2 separate regions of the Homo sapiens genome follow, and region 1 is linked to region 2. A link is a loop called in an ENCODE intact Hi-C map of the cell type or tissue named here. Cell type or tissue: heart left ventricle. All regions are shown on one strand. Links, peaks and the distances in the headings refer to the core of each region. The heading gives the core; the rest is flanking DNA.

Region 1 (2,803 bases), core at 106-2,605, 48 kb before region 2:
GGTATTTTTATTTAACAAATATGTGGCAGGCATTATTCTAAGCACTTTGATGGGACTGAGTTCATACCTAGAAACACCCTGAGACAGTACTACCTTCACCTCCATTTGGAAGCACAGAGAAGTTAAGTAACTTGTCTGGGGTCCTGTGCTCTGACCCACCTCCCTCTGCTGTGCTACAATTTACAGGTCAGGCTCATGCATGCTTGTTAAATAGGCTTCAGCTGAACTGAGCAGAAGTTGACCTAAATGGCCTCAAGGGTTCCCGATCACTTGTGATTTCCTTGTTTCAGTTTCCACTTTTCTGTCATCTAGGGAAGACCTCTGTGCATTTGGGCCCAGAGGACAGGCCAGGTTTTAAATAGGGATTCCTGTGACTCTGGCAATTAACTCCCGCCCTCTGCCTGCCTGTGCTTCCTCTCTTCTTGGCCACAGCTGAATCCCTGACACCTTTATTGCCTCTCTGACTCACCTGGTACATTACACATCTTGTGTTATATAGAGCATGGTACAATTAGCAACAGGAACCTGGCCTCCTAAAGTTTAAAGCTCTGCTGGGTCCTCGTCTGTGAAATGGGAATGATACTACCACCTCCGCCCTGGGCGGGTTTCCCGCTGTATCTTCTCAGCATCACCCTTTCCCCAACTGCCCCTCTGGCTGTTTATAAATAATACTTTCTTGGAAAAACCACACCCACTCGTGCAAGTCTTGCCTTTGGCTGCCTTTGTGCTACAAGGACAGAATCGAGTAGTTGCGACAGAGACCACATGGCCTATTCCCTGGCTTGTCACAGAGTGGTTGTGCTTCCCCCACCCTAGCCCAGTGCTCTGTGCCCAGGAAGTGTGCAGGTCCCCTTGGCCCCTTCCTGCCTGCCTGCACCCTCCTTGCCTTGTTTCACAGCCTGGATAATGTGGTGGCCCGAGGGGCTCCTGGCTTCTGTTTGGACCCCTGTCAATCCCTCCCCCCCTGGGCTGTCAGAGGGACCCTTCTGAAACCCACATCTGATCCTGCCAGTCTTAAATTCCTGGTATTTCAGGCGAGGCAGCTGTTGGCTTGGGTCCTGGTTGCCACTGCAACCTCCCCCGCTCCCACACACCCTCTGAGGCCTGTTGCTGCCATACTGTGTTGTCTTTACAGAGGGCACCCACGCTGCTCCGTGCCCCAGGCTCTGGCACTCTCAGGCTTCTCCTGGGGCAAGGCCTCCCACAAGAGGCCCCTTCCTTCCAGCTCCGTCAGCCACAGAGCCAGCCGCTGCTCTCCCCATGCTCGTACACGCTCCTGGCTGGGCCTCTTCCTTCCCTGTGGATCTGTGCTTCAGCCCTGGTCTGACTGGAGGGCCCCTCCTCCGTGGTCTGGTCAGAGCTTGATGGATTGCCCTGGGGCCAGCTTTTGGTGGAACAGACCACATCTCTCCTCCATAGGGAACACAAATGAAACTCCAATTCCCTAACAGTAAGAGGAGGAAAATTTGATTCTGTTCCCCCACCCCACAACGTTCTAGGTCTTTGTTTTCATCCAGCAGTTGCTCCTGACTCTTAATTTGCTAAAACAATCTGTCATGGGGCTAAGGTGAGACAGATTGTGGAGGCTGCACCACCCAGCCCACCCTACCTGAGCCTGTCTCTCCCACCCTCAGGAGGGAGGTGACTTGTATGGAGTTCTGAGTACCTCTTGTGTGCCACATCCTTCACGTATGTTGTTTTATTTGCGTGGCAGTCTGTGAAACAGGTTGCCTACTTTAGAGCTGAGAAGACTGAGGCTGGATGGTTAAGGAAATTTGTCTAAGGCCACATAGCTGGAATCTAGAGCTAGAATTGAACTTTAGTTTTCCTGGCTTCTAAGCTGGGTTTCTTGCAGACCCTGTAGTGTCTTGGAGCTGACTCCTACCCACTTATTGGAGACGACTGAGGAATCTGAGGTGGTTGCTGAAATCGGTTGTGGTGGGAATATTTACACCACAGGAATCGGCCAATGCTGTAAGTCAAGGTTTTTCTTTTTCCCCTTCCAGAGAGTTGGTTATCAGCATGTGCACCTAAGGCTTTACCACACATCCTTTTTTTTTTTCTTTCTTTTTTTTTTTCTTTGAGACGGAGCCTCACTCTGTTGCCCAGGCTGGAGTACAGTGGCGCAATCTCGGCTCACTGCAACCTCCGCCTCCTGGGTTCAAGCAATTCTCCTGCCTCAGCCTCCCAAGTAGCTGGGATTACAGGTGCCTGCCACCATGCCCAGCTAATTTTTTGTATTTTTAGTAGAGACGGGGTTTCGCCATGTTGGGCAGGCTGGTCTCAAACTCCTGAACTCAGATGATCTGCCTGCTTTGGCCTTCCAAAGTGCTGGGATTACAGGCATGAGCCACCGTGCCTGGCCTAATTTTTGTATTTTTAGTAGAGATGAGGTTTCATCATGTTAGCCAGGCTGGGCTCGATCTCTTGACCTCGTGATCTGCCTGTCTTGACCTTGTGATCCACCCGTCTCGGCCTCCCAAAGTGCTGGGATTACAGGTGTGAGCCACTGTGCCTGGCTCACACATCCTTTTTGTCCTGTTCTCCTCTTTGGGGGCTGTGCAAAATGTCGCTATCAAAGGAAGCATGTTGAAAACCAGAAGTTTTTATAAGAATCTGCTGCTTAACATAATGATGTAAATTTTCCCCAGGGTCACCATTATCCATTTTTTCCACTTTAGAAAAATATCTGTCCCCCTCAAGTTTCAGCCTGTGTACCATTTAAACACCAAACTTTTCACAGATTCTGGGGCTCAGACCACTTAGTATTACATACGGGAATCATGAAATCATTAGCTATTAC
Region 2 (2,803 bases), core at 237-2,736:
GGTGCAGTGGCTCACACCTATCATCCTAGCACTTGGGGAGGTGGAGGCAGGAAGATTGCTTAGTCTAGGAGTTCAAGACCAGCCTGGGCAATGTAGTGAGACCCCCATGTCTACAATCAATCAGTCAACACAAAAATACATAAATAAATAAGGTTCTCATATTGGCTGGGCACGGTGGCTCACACCTGTAACCCCAGCACTTTGAGAGGTTGAGGCAGAGGGGTTGCTTGAGGTTAGGAGTTTGAGATCATCCTGGGCAATGTAGTGAGACCCCATCTCTACAAAAAAAAAAAAAAAAAAAAATTAACCAGGCACATGGATGTGCACCTGTAGTTCCAGCTACTCAGGAGGCTGAGGCGACAGGATCGCTTGAACCCAGGAGTTCAAGACTTAAATGAGCTATGCTCAACACTGCACTCTAGCCTGGAGTTTCTTAAAAAAGAAAACTTAAAAAAAAGAGAACTTAAAAAGCATAACTGTTCTCATATTTACTTAGACATTCACTTATTCCTAGGAGTTATATTAGCATGATGTAGAAGAAGAGACATTAGTTTGAGAGCCTGGGAACCTGAGTTCTTAGCCTGACTCCAACTGGGTATGTAGCATTGTAAATTGACTTAGTGTCTCTGGGGCCTCAGTTTTCCCATCTATAAAATGGGAAGACCAATTGGCTGATCGCTGAAGCCTTCTCTGGTCTGTGAAATGGTAACACCAATAATGATGCTGAAGTATTTTGGGAACTGTGGGGGTGGAAGGCTATTAGCCCAACTTGCTTTTAAGCTTAGCAGAAGAACAAATGGCTCCAAGGAATCTATTAAACCTTTTGCATAATTAAGTATATCCTGTAATCAGTGCTAACAAGAAAGAGCTAATCTTTCATTAAATTAGTTTTTAATTTAATTCTATGCTAATTTAATTTTGCATCACTTAAAATGTATGTTTTTAAATGGATGTTTACACGCTGTTGCAGGCGGCTGTGAAATTAATTCATTCTTCGCTTAACCTGCCAACCTGAGCGCCCGGTATTCCAGTTCCTTGGCAATTGTTGCCAACGCCACAATTCTCTTAAAGCATTTCTTAGATTCCCTGGTGATTTGGTTGAATGCTTAAAAAAAAAAAAAAAAAAAAAAAAAAAAAAAAAAAGGCAACACAACAAACAGCTTGCTTAATGAAGGGCTAGATTAGTAAGGTGTATGTGCAGTTAGAATTGGGTGCTGATATGGAAATAAAACATCTTGTTAAGTTACCCTGTTAAAAGTCCTACTTTCCTCTAGCACATCGTGGTTTGTTAGTGGATTTCCTGTATCTACCTGTAACTCCAAGAACTGAGCATGCGTCATGAGAGGACTTGGACTGAGAAGTTTTGCACCTGCCTAGTGGTTACCTGGTGTCCAAAAATAAGGAGTTAAGCCGTCTCTACTAGTTGTCAAGAAAAACCTCTATTTGTTTGCAGCAAACGTGGCTGCCATCGGCACCTGCCCTGGTTTTCCAGACTGGGTGGATGGATGCTGGTGGCCGCAGCTGTTAAAGTGATCACAGCCTCAGCTCCTTCCTTTGCTGGTACAGACAGCCACCTGTGGCCCTTTTGTGGCTTTCCACTTCCAGAAGAAGGCTGAGGAATCTGGGGCCCCTCTTTCTGCAGAGAGCAACTCAGGCCATCCTTCGTCTGTGCTGGCGTCAGTCCCAGCTTCCTGCAGCTGGGAGGTGGGAGGAAGGAGCCAGAGTCTGCTGAGGTGGCAGGATCTGCGAGCCGCCTGAACCCGCACACTGTCTAGCTCTTGGCCTGCTGCCCTCAGATTGACTGGCCCAGGAAGCTCTGCTCCTGGGAAAGGAAGCCAGGGAAGTGGTATAAGGATGCTTCTGAACCCTTGGCCCTATCTAGAAACCACTTTATGCTTTCAGGGATTCTCCTCTTTCCAGTGACTCCATGTTTCAAGAACCTTCTTTGCGTGTGTGTGACAGGTGGGAACTTTGAGTGGCCTGCAGATTCGAGCAGTCATTCTGGAGGAAGAAATGAGGCTGTTTGGAGTTCTGGGTCTGCTCTCAGAGAGCAAAAGGCAGAGTGAGGCCCTATCTCCTTGAACCTTAGCCAATTAAATCTGGGTTTAGTGGCCCAGGCGCAGTGGCTCACACCTATAATCCCAGCACTTTGGGAGGCTGAGGTGGGAGGATTTTGGGGCTGCAGTGAGCTATGATGGCACCACTGCATTCCAGCCTGGGCGACAGAGCAAGGCCTTGTCTTTCTTTTTAAAAAATTAAAAAATCTGGGTTTGGAGGCCTAGAGTTGGGTGGGGGAGTGTCAATCCCAACCCCACTCTAACCCCTCCTGAAAGCCACAGGAAGCATCTACTAAATGTCCTCAAACAGGGTTCTGCAAGCCTTTAAAAGAATCTTTCTTTTTTTTTTTTTTCCAGACTGTGTCTCACTCTGTCACCCAGGCTGGAGCACAGTGGCACGATCTTGGCTCATTGCAACCTCGGCCTCCCGGGTTGAAGCGATTCTCCTGCCTCAGCCTCCTGAGTAGCTGGGATTACAGGCACCTGCCACCGCGCCAGGCTGATTTTTGTATTTTTAGTAGAGACGGGGTTTCACCATATTGGCCAGGCTGGTCTGGAACTCCTGACCTCAGTTGATCCACCCTCCTCGGCCTCCCAAAGTGCTGTGATTACAGGCGTGAGCCACCACGCCCCAGCCCAGAATCTTTCTTTAGAGTCAAGAATCAGGTCACAGGCACCCATGTCCCATGGCAGGAGCTGGCTCCTGTGGCCTAGGTCAGAAAGGTTTTTCGGTAGCAAAACCCAAA

The links. A loop is a pair of places that touch in the nucleus more often than their neighbours do. Peaks named below come from ENCODE experiments on the same cell type or tissue, not always from the same donor. Only the 100,000 strongest peaks of a DNase experiment are listed, where the experiment ranks them.
Region 1: it touches region 2 in a loop (2.9-fold over the local background); 22 of 110 quality-filtered maps call a loop at or near these places.

Annotation. Positions count from the first base shown.
Region 1 is chr18:23,142,872-23,145,674 of GRCh38, forward strand. The region is part of intron 1 of CABLES1 (Cdk5 and Abl enzyme substrate 1); the gene reads left to right. Among named protein-coding and RNA genes, the nearest start is that of CABLES1, 8.8 kb to the left of the region's middle. RefSeq lists an enhancer at 224-273. In heart left ventricle, for the core only: no CTCF peak of the experiment used is centred there; a DNase peak (open chromatin) is centred at 1,256; H3K27ac peaks cover 299 bases.
Region 2 is chr18:23,190,799-23,193,601 of GRCh38, forward strand. All of the region lies in intron 2 of CABLES1 (Cdk5 and Abl enzyme substrate 1), which reads left to right. Among named protein-coding and RNA genes, the nearest start is that of CABLES1, 57 kb to the left of the region's middle. In heart left ventricle, for the core only: no CTCF peak of the experiment used is centred there; a DNase peak (open chromatin) is centred at 1,713; H3K27ac peaks cover 449 bases.